2 separate regions of the Homo sapiens genome follow, and region 1 is linked to region 2. A link is an interaction called in ENCODE POLR2A ChIA-PET data of the cell type or tissue named here. Cell type or tissue: PC-9. All regions are shown on one strand. Links, peaks and the distances in the headings refer to the core of each region. The heading gives the core; the rest is flanking DNA. Region 1 holds the start of LOC105375249 (a long non-coding RNA gene). Region 2 has its middle 16 kb from the start of GLI3.

Region 1 (5,387 bases), core at 323-5,322, 83 kb after region 2:
AATCTCTGTGACCTTGGATTAGGCGATTTTTTTTTTCTGGATATGATTCCAAAAGCAAAGCAACCAAAGAAAAAAAATTTGACTTCATCAAAACTAAAAAATGTTGCACATCAATGGACACTATCAAGGTGAAAAGAACACAGAGAGTGAGAAACATATTTGTAAATTATATGTCTGATAAAGGGGCATGTATCCAGACTACGTAAAGAATGTTTATAATAAAAATACAAATAATTTAATTTTAAAATGGGAAAAAATTGAATGGAGATTTCTACACAGAAGACATGCAATTGGCCAATAAGAACATGAAAATATGCTTAACATATTTAATCATTAGGAAAATGCAAATCAAAAATCACAATGAGACAGCACTTCACACTCATTAGTGTAGCTATACTTTTTTAAATGGACAATAACGTGTTGGCATGGATGTGGTAAAATTGGAACCCTTACACACAGCTTAAGAGAAGTAAAATGGTTTAACTGCTATGGAGTACAGTTTGGCAGTTTCTTGAAATGCTAAACATGGAGTTGTCATTAACCTAGAAAGTGCAGTCCTAACTATTTCATGAAGAGAAATAAATACATATGTACACACAAAAACTTGTTCATGAATGTTTATATCAGCTTATTTGTAATGGCCCCAAAGGGGAAACAACCCAAATATCTATCACCTAATGAATGGATAAACACAATATGGTATATCTAGTATATCTAATGTTCCAATGGAATATTATTCAGCTATAACAAAGAAGGAAGTATGCTACAACATGGATGAATCTTGAAAACATGCTGAGTAAAAAAAGCCAGACAGAAAAGGCCACATAATATATTATTCTATTTATATGAAATGTTCAGAATATGCACATCCATAGAGATAGAAAGTAGATTAGTAGTACCTAGGGATAGGGTGCAGGAGAAATTGATTAATAGATAAAGGGTGATTGTTAATAGGTAAAGGGTTTCTTTTTGTGGTAATGAAAGGGTTTTAAAATTGACTGTAGTAATGGTTGCACAATTTTGTCAATGTACTATAAACCATTAAATGGTACACTTTAAATGGGTGAATTATGGTATGTAAATATAAATGTGCCATGATAATCATATCTCTTTCTGAGCTCCATAGGCATACTATCCAATTGCTTACCTGAAATCTTCTTTGGATACCTCAATGGTATCTCAACAACAGTATATTCCATTTGGATTCATTATCTACCTCTTTTCCACTCATACGTCTTTCAGAATTCCTTATCTCAATTGCAAAAATCAGTCCGTCATTCAGTTGCATACTGTAGAAACCTGAGAGCCATTCTTTAAACTTCCCTCCTTTTAACTACTTGTTCATCTTACTTCCCAGGCATCTCTTTTATCCACTTTTATACATCTCTACCTCACCACCATAGTAAGTCTGGACCGTTTTAATAGTATCCTAACTAATCTTCCCATATCCATTCACAGCTTTTTCAAATCTCCACGTTCTCCACTTTAAATCAGGGTGCATTTTCAGAATGCTAATCCAATCATGTCACCCTCAACTGAACCCGTAGACTCAAATTGTAGAGGATCCTACATATTCTGGCCCCTTTCTGCTTGTTCAACCTTTCACACCTGATTTCTGCTAAAAAAAAAAAAAGTCAACAAATATAGCAAAAATCAACAAAGATAGCAAAAAATTATTAAACTGATTATGTATTTTAATGTCTCTTACAAATATCTATACATGAAGCACAACATTTTTCAAGATTTCATGAATAGGTAGGTAATTTAGAATTATTGTGTTTAAAATAAATTCTTCAATATATTTTCAGTGATAATTCTTGATGGTATTCTTGTAATGACTGATTATAAACTTATATTTCAATTAAACAGATAGACCAATCTTTCGTTTTATTATTTTCCCCCACAGTTTGAAAGCGGAGGTAGCCTTTCTTCAAATGGAATCTTATTAGAAAACTAAATGTGAAACAAGAAAAATTAGTTGCCCTGGTGAGGGGTAGTGGAAACTGGTCTTCTGTCAGCTTGATCCCTTTCTTAGTATCTGATCTAGATTCCCAATTATGTAGGAGACACAATTGAAATTCACTGGCCTAACCTATTAAACACTGTTTATAAAAAAGAGTGATGTCATGCTTTGATTTTTTCATTTGCATTAATATTTTTTCTAAAAAACTTACTTTTGAAATCTTCCACGGACCTCTTTTTAATATCATGGGTAGTACCTCCATTCCTCTTTTTTTCTTGTAGTTCCTGCATGTTGGTTTATATTATTTTTTTCCTTTCCTGGCCACCTGTACTGTATTCATATCTCCTGTGAGAATCACCTCAAGGGTTCTCCATAATAGTTTACAGAAAAATCCATCATTGAGATGCATTTATTTCTTCATTTGGTAAGATTAATGGTGCTTTCGGAAGCATTGACAATTTACCCTTTCGCTGACCCTGCGAATGATGCTGATGTGGCCATGGAGCACTCAGAGATGAGCATATAAATGCCAGTCCTCTCAGAAAGTCTTACTGCACTCCTCCCCTCAGATAGTATCTTTTCAAATGTCTGGCTTCTACTTCTTCAACTTTTTCCATGCCTCAAAGTGCTACTGTCTCCAGTGATGTATCGGTAAATGTTTAATAATTGGCTCTCTTGAGGGTCAGGTGGGGGAGAAAGCCCTGATTTATAGTGTTTCCCTATTTCAGGATATTTACACGCTGGCTAATTTCAAACTACCAGCGCTGCCACTGGGTGTGGACTGAAGAAGAGCCATGTGGTGGCAGAGGGTTGAATAGTATTTCCAGCAGACAGAGACGGGAGATGTAAACAACCCCAAGGCATAAATGATAGTAAGATAATTAGGAAGGAGTGAGTTTTGAGTCTTGGAAATGCTTCAGCACAGGGTGACTGTCTCACTCATGGGTAGCCACTAACTGGAAGTGGTAAGGATGCGTGGGCTATTTTCCTAAACGTCAAAGAACAGAGGGAGCAGAGATGGCAAATTGGTTTAACTTGGGAGCCATATCTTGTCAGTTGCTTGTGATTTAGTTGGCTGTGTTAAAAAGAATTCTGAAACTCTGTTCTGAGAGTTCTATAGTCTATTATTAATGTTCACTAAGGGCTAAGAAGGAAGGCATATTATATTTTATTCCACACACTTTTCATCCCCTTTATAAGCATATTTACATTGTAAAGCATCCCCTTTATAACCATCTAAGCAGTAGAGGAATATACAGGATCTATTTCACTCTCCTTTGACCTCTATGCACATCTGCCCATGCCCCACATATGATTCTGTGGTCCCTGCAGGTCCAGAGATGCCTTCCCACCCAGCTTTCTGTGCTCGCCACTGCCTCCCAGACACTGCCCTCCGTGCCCCCCCGGCCCTCAGCCCTGGTGGCCATGGCGGTAGCCTGGAGGGCATCATAAGGGCTCTGGCTTCCCTTCTGGAGCACTCTGGCACTCGATGCCATGACCTTGTCTCCTTGGCTTTCTGCTCCTTGGTTGCACACCCCACCCCGTGATATCTGCTATGTCCCCTCCATTTGCTGGTTCGATGGGCAACCCTTCCATGCTTCACAGACACCAGCTTCTTGTTTTTCTCTCAGCTCAGCCTGTGTCGAATTCCTTAGGCCATAGGGAAGAGACATTCTCTCACCTGACCTGAGGCTCAGGGAATCTTTCCTGACCAGGTGACGCTTCCTGTTAGCTGAGGCTCAGGGAGTCCTTCCTGACCAGGTGACGCTTCCTGTTGCCTCCCCCTCATAATTCCCTCTCTGCTCCCAGCTCCAGCAAAGGGTTTTGGTGTCATTCAGGATTCCAATTAGATATTTGCACTGAGTTCACCTACACAGGGCGGGTACACAGCGTGTGATCGAGTCTTCGTTCAGTCAAATTCTTTTCAGTCTATGTACTTTCTCCCTAAGAGGGTTAAAACTTGAGGGCAAAAAAAAAAAAAAAAATCAATCAATCAATCAATTGTATGTTATGTAATTCCCACAACCCTTAGAAAATACACTTTTTTATTGCTAGAAAGTGGTGACCAGAAATATTAGAAACCGAGGTGACCTTCTGATGGCTTTTAAAGGTTAAATATATTTGGGAGAAACTTGTTGGCATTTTCATTACAACTAGAGGTTCAATGATTTCCCCTTATTATGCTAACAATTGGCTTTAAAAAATAACCAGAAGTTGTCTTGTACTCACCAGTTAGATGACAAACTGTCCTTCACCCTGAAATGGGCTGAACTGCTGTTAACACACTTCTGACGGGGAGGCTTCTGGACTCTCAGGAAGATGAAAAGCTAACAGAGACAGAAAGAGAAAGCAACTGCCAGAGCTGTTGCGGTGGAATGAAGGGGCAGGGCTGCACATTTTTGGGTTTTAGTTTTTAATTTTTCAAACACCATTGAGTGTATGAGGGTTTTGGCTTGTGAACAGCAATCTTTCCCTCATGGGCCTATCCTAGTTTGTGGTCACAAGGAGACACTTGGAGAGCACAGGTCAGAATAAGTGAACAGGCAGCAGAGGTCATACAAGGAAAACACTAGAGAAAGGATGCTTTAAAAACAATGCTATAAAATGATAGCAGGCAAAGAGGTCTTTAAAATGTCACTTGAGTAAGCACCAAAACATTGAAATTCCCCAAAGTCTGTGGAAAGAATGAATGGTGATTTGCAAAGTTTTATGTATAAATACAAGCTCTCTTTTAACTAAGATCTAAGTTCTCAGGCTTTGCGTGCTGGAGGAGGGGCGGAGAGTATGAGATACAAAGTTTCCTAAAGAAAATGAGAACAAAGGTAAAGAAATGAAATGAGACTGCCTCACAAACATGGCATGCAGGAAATGCCCAGAATAGAGACAGAATAGGAGTCACTGCTGCTTCTTAGATGCTATTTACTTGAAGTGTGTTTTATCTTAAACATATCCTTCTGTGTGCTGTTTTCATTATCCTCATTAGGAGATTAGGGGAACATTTACTCAGTTTAAAATTCTTGCCTTTCATTCCCTCAAGACTCATCAAACGCTGGAGTAATGTAGAAGAATAAATAATATTGTAAAAGAATTTTTTCTTTACTGAATCACAGGGAACATAACATTACTTTTAAATATGTTCTTAAAGAGAAAAGGTCTTTTCACAGTGGTAACGCTTCATATTTTAGAAGAAAATGTGCATTTAATTAAAATTCCATATGACAATCATAGCATATTATTTAAATACCAAATGACTATTAAAATCACATTTAATTGTGGTCTAAAAAATATAACAGATATGTACCCACAAAACAGCTGTTAAACATCACCAAAATTTCCTTGATCAGCTTTCTTTTTTTCCTTAAGCATTTCCCAATTACAATTAGCCCGGTTTTGAGAAACGTTTCTTATGCACACATGCACACAT
Region 2 (5,387 bases), core at 294-5,293:
TAACACCAAAGTGCTCTAACCTTACTCTGAGTCACCAACAACTCTAAAGAGAGGGACAGGAAGTGCCAAAAGGGCAGCTGGGTGGATTTGTATGGAGGAAAAGGCGGGTGGGGGGGCTGCCATTTTCCTTCACATAAAGGCCAGCGGGGAGTTGGGAAAGGGCGAAAGAATAGGAACATATCACGGACATTTACCTCTGTAATCAGACCTCTAAATACACATTAGAAAAGTTGCCTACCTTCTTCCTGTCTTCCTCAGTCATTGCTACAGAAACAGGGGACAGACTGGGGCCCCTCAATTTAGGCATCCGCCCATGTACTAGTCAGGAAGTATGAAAAAGCATGGTGGGGAGCTGGGGATTCATGAGTTGATGGAACCATAATTTCTGTTCCCAGAAAGCTTATGCTAATGAAGAAGGGGCAGGCAACACACAAGAAAACAAAAGTGACCATGCCCTTGTTAAGTACTGTCCTGGGGCAACACTGGGCCTTAGGAACTCCTAAGAGGGCCTCTGGTCCAGCCGCCCCCAACCTTTTCTGCACCAGGGACTGGTTTCTTGGAAGACAATTTTTCCACAGGTTGGGGAGTGGTATGGGAGGGATGGTTTTGGGATGAAACTTTCTACCTCAGATCATCAGGCATTAGATTCTCACAAGCAGCACACAACCTAGATCCCTTGCAAACACAGTTCCCAATAGGGTTCTTGCTCTGGTGAGAATCTAATGCTGCTGCTGATCTGACAGGAGGCAGAGCTTAGGCGGCGATGCTCTAATGCTCGCTTGCCGCTCACCTCCTGCTGTGCAGCTGGAGTAGGGGGAGTTGGGGGAGTGGCTGGGGACCCCCCTGCTCTAGTCTAGTCTGTGCTTGATAGGGAAAGAAATAACAGTCAGAGGAAATGACACACACTAGGCTAAGGGAAGGATAAGGAGAGCAGAGAGAGAAGAAAGAGGGAGAGGGAGAGAAGAGCTGGCATTTGGGGGTTCCTACTACATGCCAGGCATCATTCCTGGATGTTTATGTGTATGGCCTCAATTATGACGTGGTTACTATGATGATCCCCTTTTACATGATGGAACAGAGAGGTGAGGTTACCTGCTCAGTGTTACACAGCCAATAATTGGCAAAACTAGAATTCAAATCAGGCATTCTGGCTCCAGAGCCTCCACTCTTAACCACTACACAGAGAAAACAGCAGGAGAATATGGCGTGTTCAGAAGTAATGGCAAGTTATCTAGTGTGATCGAGTGGAACCACACTCATGAAACAGTTGCATCAAAAAATGAACACACTCTGACAATTCCTCAAAGAACTGAAAACGGAACTACCATTTGCAATCCGATTACTGGGTATATACCCAAAGGAATATAAATCATTCTACCATAAAGACAAATGCACACTGCAGCACTATTCACAATAGCAAAGATATGGAATCAATCTAAATGCCCATCAAGGATAGACTGGGTAAAGAAAACGTGGTACATATACACTACTGAATACTATGCAGCCATAAAAAAGAATGAGATCACGTCTTGTGAGAACATGGATGGAGCTGGAGGCCATTATTCTTAGCAAACTAATGCAGGAACAGCAAACCAAATACCGTATGTTCTCACTCATAAGTGGGAGCTAAACAGTGAGAACCAATGAACACATAGAGGGGAACAACAGACACTGGGACCTACTTGAGGGTGTTGGGCGGGAGGAGGAGGAGGATCAGAAAAAATACTAGGCTTAGTACCTGGGTGATGAAATAATCTGTACACCAAACCCCATGACACACGTTTACCTTTATAAATAACAAACCTGCACATGTACCCCTGAACCTAAAATAAAAGTTAAAAAGAAATGAACACACTTAACATATAGTGCACAGAGGGACTCCTCAATACTATTCTCACTATTATACACACAAAAAGTGATTATTGGAGCAAGCTGGATAGAATTTGAGTCACCTCTATGATGCTTGCTGAGAAAGCTACGTTTTCTTTATATTATATAATTATTTCAAGAAAAGTAAAAGTATTAAAGAAGATACTAATATAAAATGTATATGAAAGTTCTAAATGATATCTTTTTAACATTTTTGGTGAAACACTTGAGCTTGCTTCCACAAACATAACTTTTATATAACAGATTTTAGGCTTCAAATGGTTACAGGGAACTTCCAATTAAGAGTTTTTAATGTCCATCTTTTAAAAGTCTTGATAGTCACCATCAATGAGAAATTTCAACCAGAGAGACAGGTAATAAAACATTTAAAATGTTTTATTTTGCAACCATTCAAAATGGTACAAAAGTTGAAATTATTAAAATGTCTAAAAGCTCTTTTTCTTTCATTGACAAAGGTGGAAACGAGAAAGGATTTCCAAAGCAATCATAGTCTTAAATAATTTCAAGATAATGGTGGAGCTTGCATTAGCAGAAACCACGTGCAATTTTAGGGCAGACGCCTTGTAGCTAGCTGAGCCACGACTAAAAGGACATGTCATCCACAACCAGACAGATGTATTCAATTATGTGAAGAAAGAGTTTCCTGCCCCACAACCATCAGCATCTTGGGAGGCTCACTGTGCCCCTGGTGCACCTGGAATATGAACTTCACCAGCATCTCCAGAAGCACCTTGTTCACAGTGCACAGTGGCTTGCTCCATGGCTGCTGCTCGGGGAGACATCCAAGCCTGGTGTGCTCAGCGCATCTGCAGCAGAGCAGCAGGCATTAGTTGGGGCTCCCCATTCCTCCTCCTGGGATGGGGATACACCCTTAGACCTGCTGTGCCACCCTTTGAGAAGCCCTGCACAAGGCTGCTCCCAGCCTGAGGCTACCAGCTTGGCTGCCCCAGGGCTGAACGAATCAATTTCTGATGGCATATCTGTGACTCATTCATGGCTCACCAATTGGGAACTTCTGAATTAAATAGTTCTTAAGCATGAAGTCTCTGGAGCCAGACTGCTTAGGTTTGAATCCCAGTTTCTCCTCTTCCCACTCTGTGTCTTTTGGGTAAGTTAATTAAAATTTCTATTTCCCAGCTTTCTCATCTGTAAGGTCCTAGGCCTTTGTTTACATTAGTTGACTTTACACATGAAGTGCTTTTGACTTGTCCTCAGTACTCAATAAATGTGGGCCATGATTGTTACGCTAAGATCCTTGAGTTGAGCATCACTTAGTGACTGAATTTTGATACAGGTTTAATTGTTGAGATCTTTACCCTCCAAGTCTTTTTTTGGGATTTTCTTAAGGCAAAGGCGAGTCACTGAAATGTAGTTGTTATTTAAAAGCAATGGGCCGGACATGATGGTTCACGCCTGTAATCCCAGCGCTCTGGGAGGCCGAGGCAGGTGGATCACATGAGGTCGGGAGTTCAAGACAGGCCTGACCAACATGGTGAAACCCTATCTTTGCTAAAAATACAAAATTAGCTGGGCATGGTGGTGCATGCCTGTAATCCCAACTACTCAGGAGGTTGAGGCAAGAGAATCACCTGAACCTGGGAGGTGGAGGTTGCAGTGAGCCGAGATTGTGCCACTGCACTCCAGCCTGGGCAACAAGAGCAAAACTCCGTTAAAAAAAAAAAAAAAGCCAATGGAATAGAGGATATCGCCTTGGGCACGAATGTAGGGTGAAAACCAAGATGACCTAGTTCACAGCCTGAAGCCCAGCATGTGGGCGGAATGCAGGTGAAGGAGGCCATAGCGAAAGAGTGGCCAAAAATATAGAAGAAAATCCTATCTTTATAGGTTGGCCAATATGATGACACAAGAGTGAGGAAAAGAGAGTATTTCAAAAGGGTTGACTGGCCGACTGGGTTGAATGCTGCTGAGAGAGCAAGTGGGAGAGCATTTAAATGTGTCATGGATTGAGCAATAGTTGTCATCAGTGACTTTAGTCAGAACATTATATGGCCTACATAGCCTGAAATGTTTGTTATCTGGCTCTTTACAAAAAAGTTGGCTGATCCTTGATCTGTAGTGAGTGATTTTTCTAAATGCCAGATATAATTCAATAATTTCTCATTGCTCTCAAAATAAAATCCAAATTTTTTTCTGTAATGAAACCTAGATCCTGGGTTCAAACCCATCTCATGCTACCTGCCCACTGCCTCTTCCACTTTTCGGTCTGTTCTCTGTGTTTCTCTCTGCCTATCAATCTCTCTCTTGCAATGTTTGTTATCTGTCTCTTTAAAAAAAAAGTTGGCTGATCTTTGACCTGTAGTGAGTGATTTTTCTAAATGCCAGATATAATTCAATAATTTCTCATTGCTCTTAAAATAAAATTCAAAATTTTTCCTGTAATGAAACCTAGATCCTGGGTTCATACTCATCTCTTGCTACCTGCCCACTGCCCCTTCCACTTTTCCATCTGCTCTTTGTGTTTCTCTCTGCCTATTTATCTCTCTCTTACATCTTTTTTTTTCTGTTTCTGTTTTTTTTTTTGCATCTTTGTGCATAGGATTCTTTTAGTTTGGAACGCTATTTTTTTCTTCCCCACTTTCTATCTTCCCTTCACCCTATTGTTAATGCTACACTACAAAATTATGGTCTTCTTTCAGATAAAAAAATAAATGTATTTTCCTTAAAAATGATTTTCCTGACCCTCTCCATCTAATTTGGTCATCCTGTTACACTCTCTCATAGCACTGCCAGCCTTATCATTGTTTTAAACAGCTTTATTAAAGTATAATTTGCATTCCATGAAATTTATCCATTGTAGGTATACAATTTAATAATGTTTAGTAGATTTATAGTTGTACAGCCATCATTACAATCCCATTTTAGACAGTTTCCATTACCTAAAAGAAAAATCCCTCATGTCTGCGTGCATCAATTCCTGCTCCTGCCTTCAGTCTTAAGGATTGCTAATATGCTTTCTATCCAAGTTTGCCTTTTAGGGACATTTCATATACACAGAATCATATAATACATAGTCTTTTACATCTGGCTTTATTTACTTAAATAATGGTTTTGTGGTGCATTTATGTGTAGCGTATTTATTCGTCTTCATTGCTGAAGAGCATTCCATTGTATAGATGCCCTACATTTTGTTTACCTACTCATCAATTGATAGGCATTTGGCTTGTTTTCAGTTTTTGGTGATGATGAATAATGCTTCGATGGACAGTCATATAAGTGGCTTTGTGTGGACATATGTCTTAATTTCTTTTGGATAGTTTCCTAGTAGTAAAATTGCAGGGTTGTATGGTGAGTTATGTTTCACTTTTTAAGAAACTGATGAACTGTTTTCCAAAGTGGCCATACCATTCTGCATTATGACTGGCAATACATAACGGTTCCAGTTTTTCCATATTCTCACCCACACTTGGTGTTCACTTTTTGTTTATAGTTATTCTAGTCAGTGTGTAGCGGTATCCCATTGTGGCTTTAACTTTTGT

What was found. Peaks named below come from ENCODE experiments on the same cell type or tissue, not always from the same donor. Only the 100,000 strongest peaks of a DNase experiment are listed, where the experiment ranks them.
Region 1: POLR2A ChIA-PET joins it to region 2 with 15 read pairs; 2 of 35 experiments call an interaction of 5 or more read pairs at or near these places.

Annotation. Positions count from the first base shown.
Region 1 is chr7:42,334,042-42,339,428 of GRCh38, forward strand. It overlaps LOC105375249 (a long non-coding RNA gene), which reads right to left and starts at 4,295. Exons shown (of 4, transcript XR_927202.3): 1 at 4,193-4,295; 2 at 3,837-3,922. RefSeq lists enhancers at 2,908-3,412, 3,413-3,917. In PC-9, for the core only: no CTCF peak of the experiment used is centred there; no DNase peak of the experiment used is centred there; H3K27me3 peaks cover 594 bases.
Region 2 is chr7:42,250,657-42,256,043 of GRCh38, forward strand. It overlaps a transcript of GLI3 not described here. Among named protein-coding and RNA genes, the nearest start is that of GLI3, 16 kb to the left of the region's middle. In PC-9, for the core only: no CTCF peak of the experiment used is centred there; no DNase peak of the experiment used is centred there; H3K27me3 peaks cover 1,481 bases.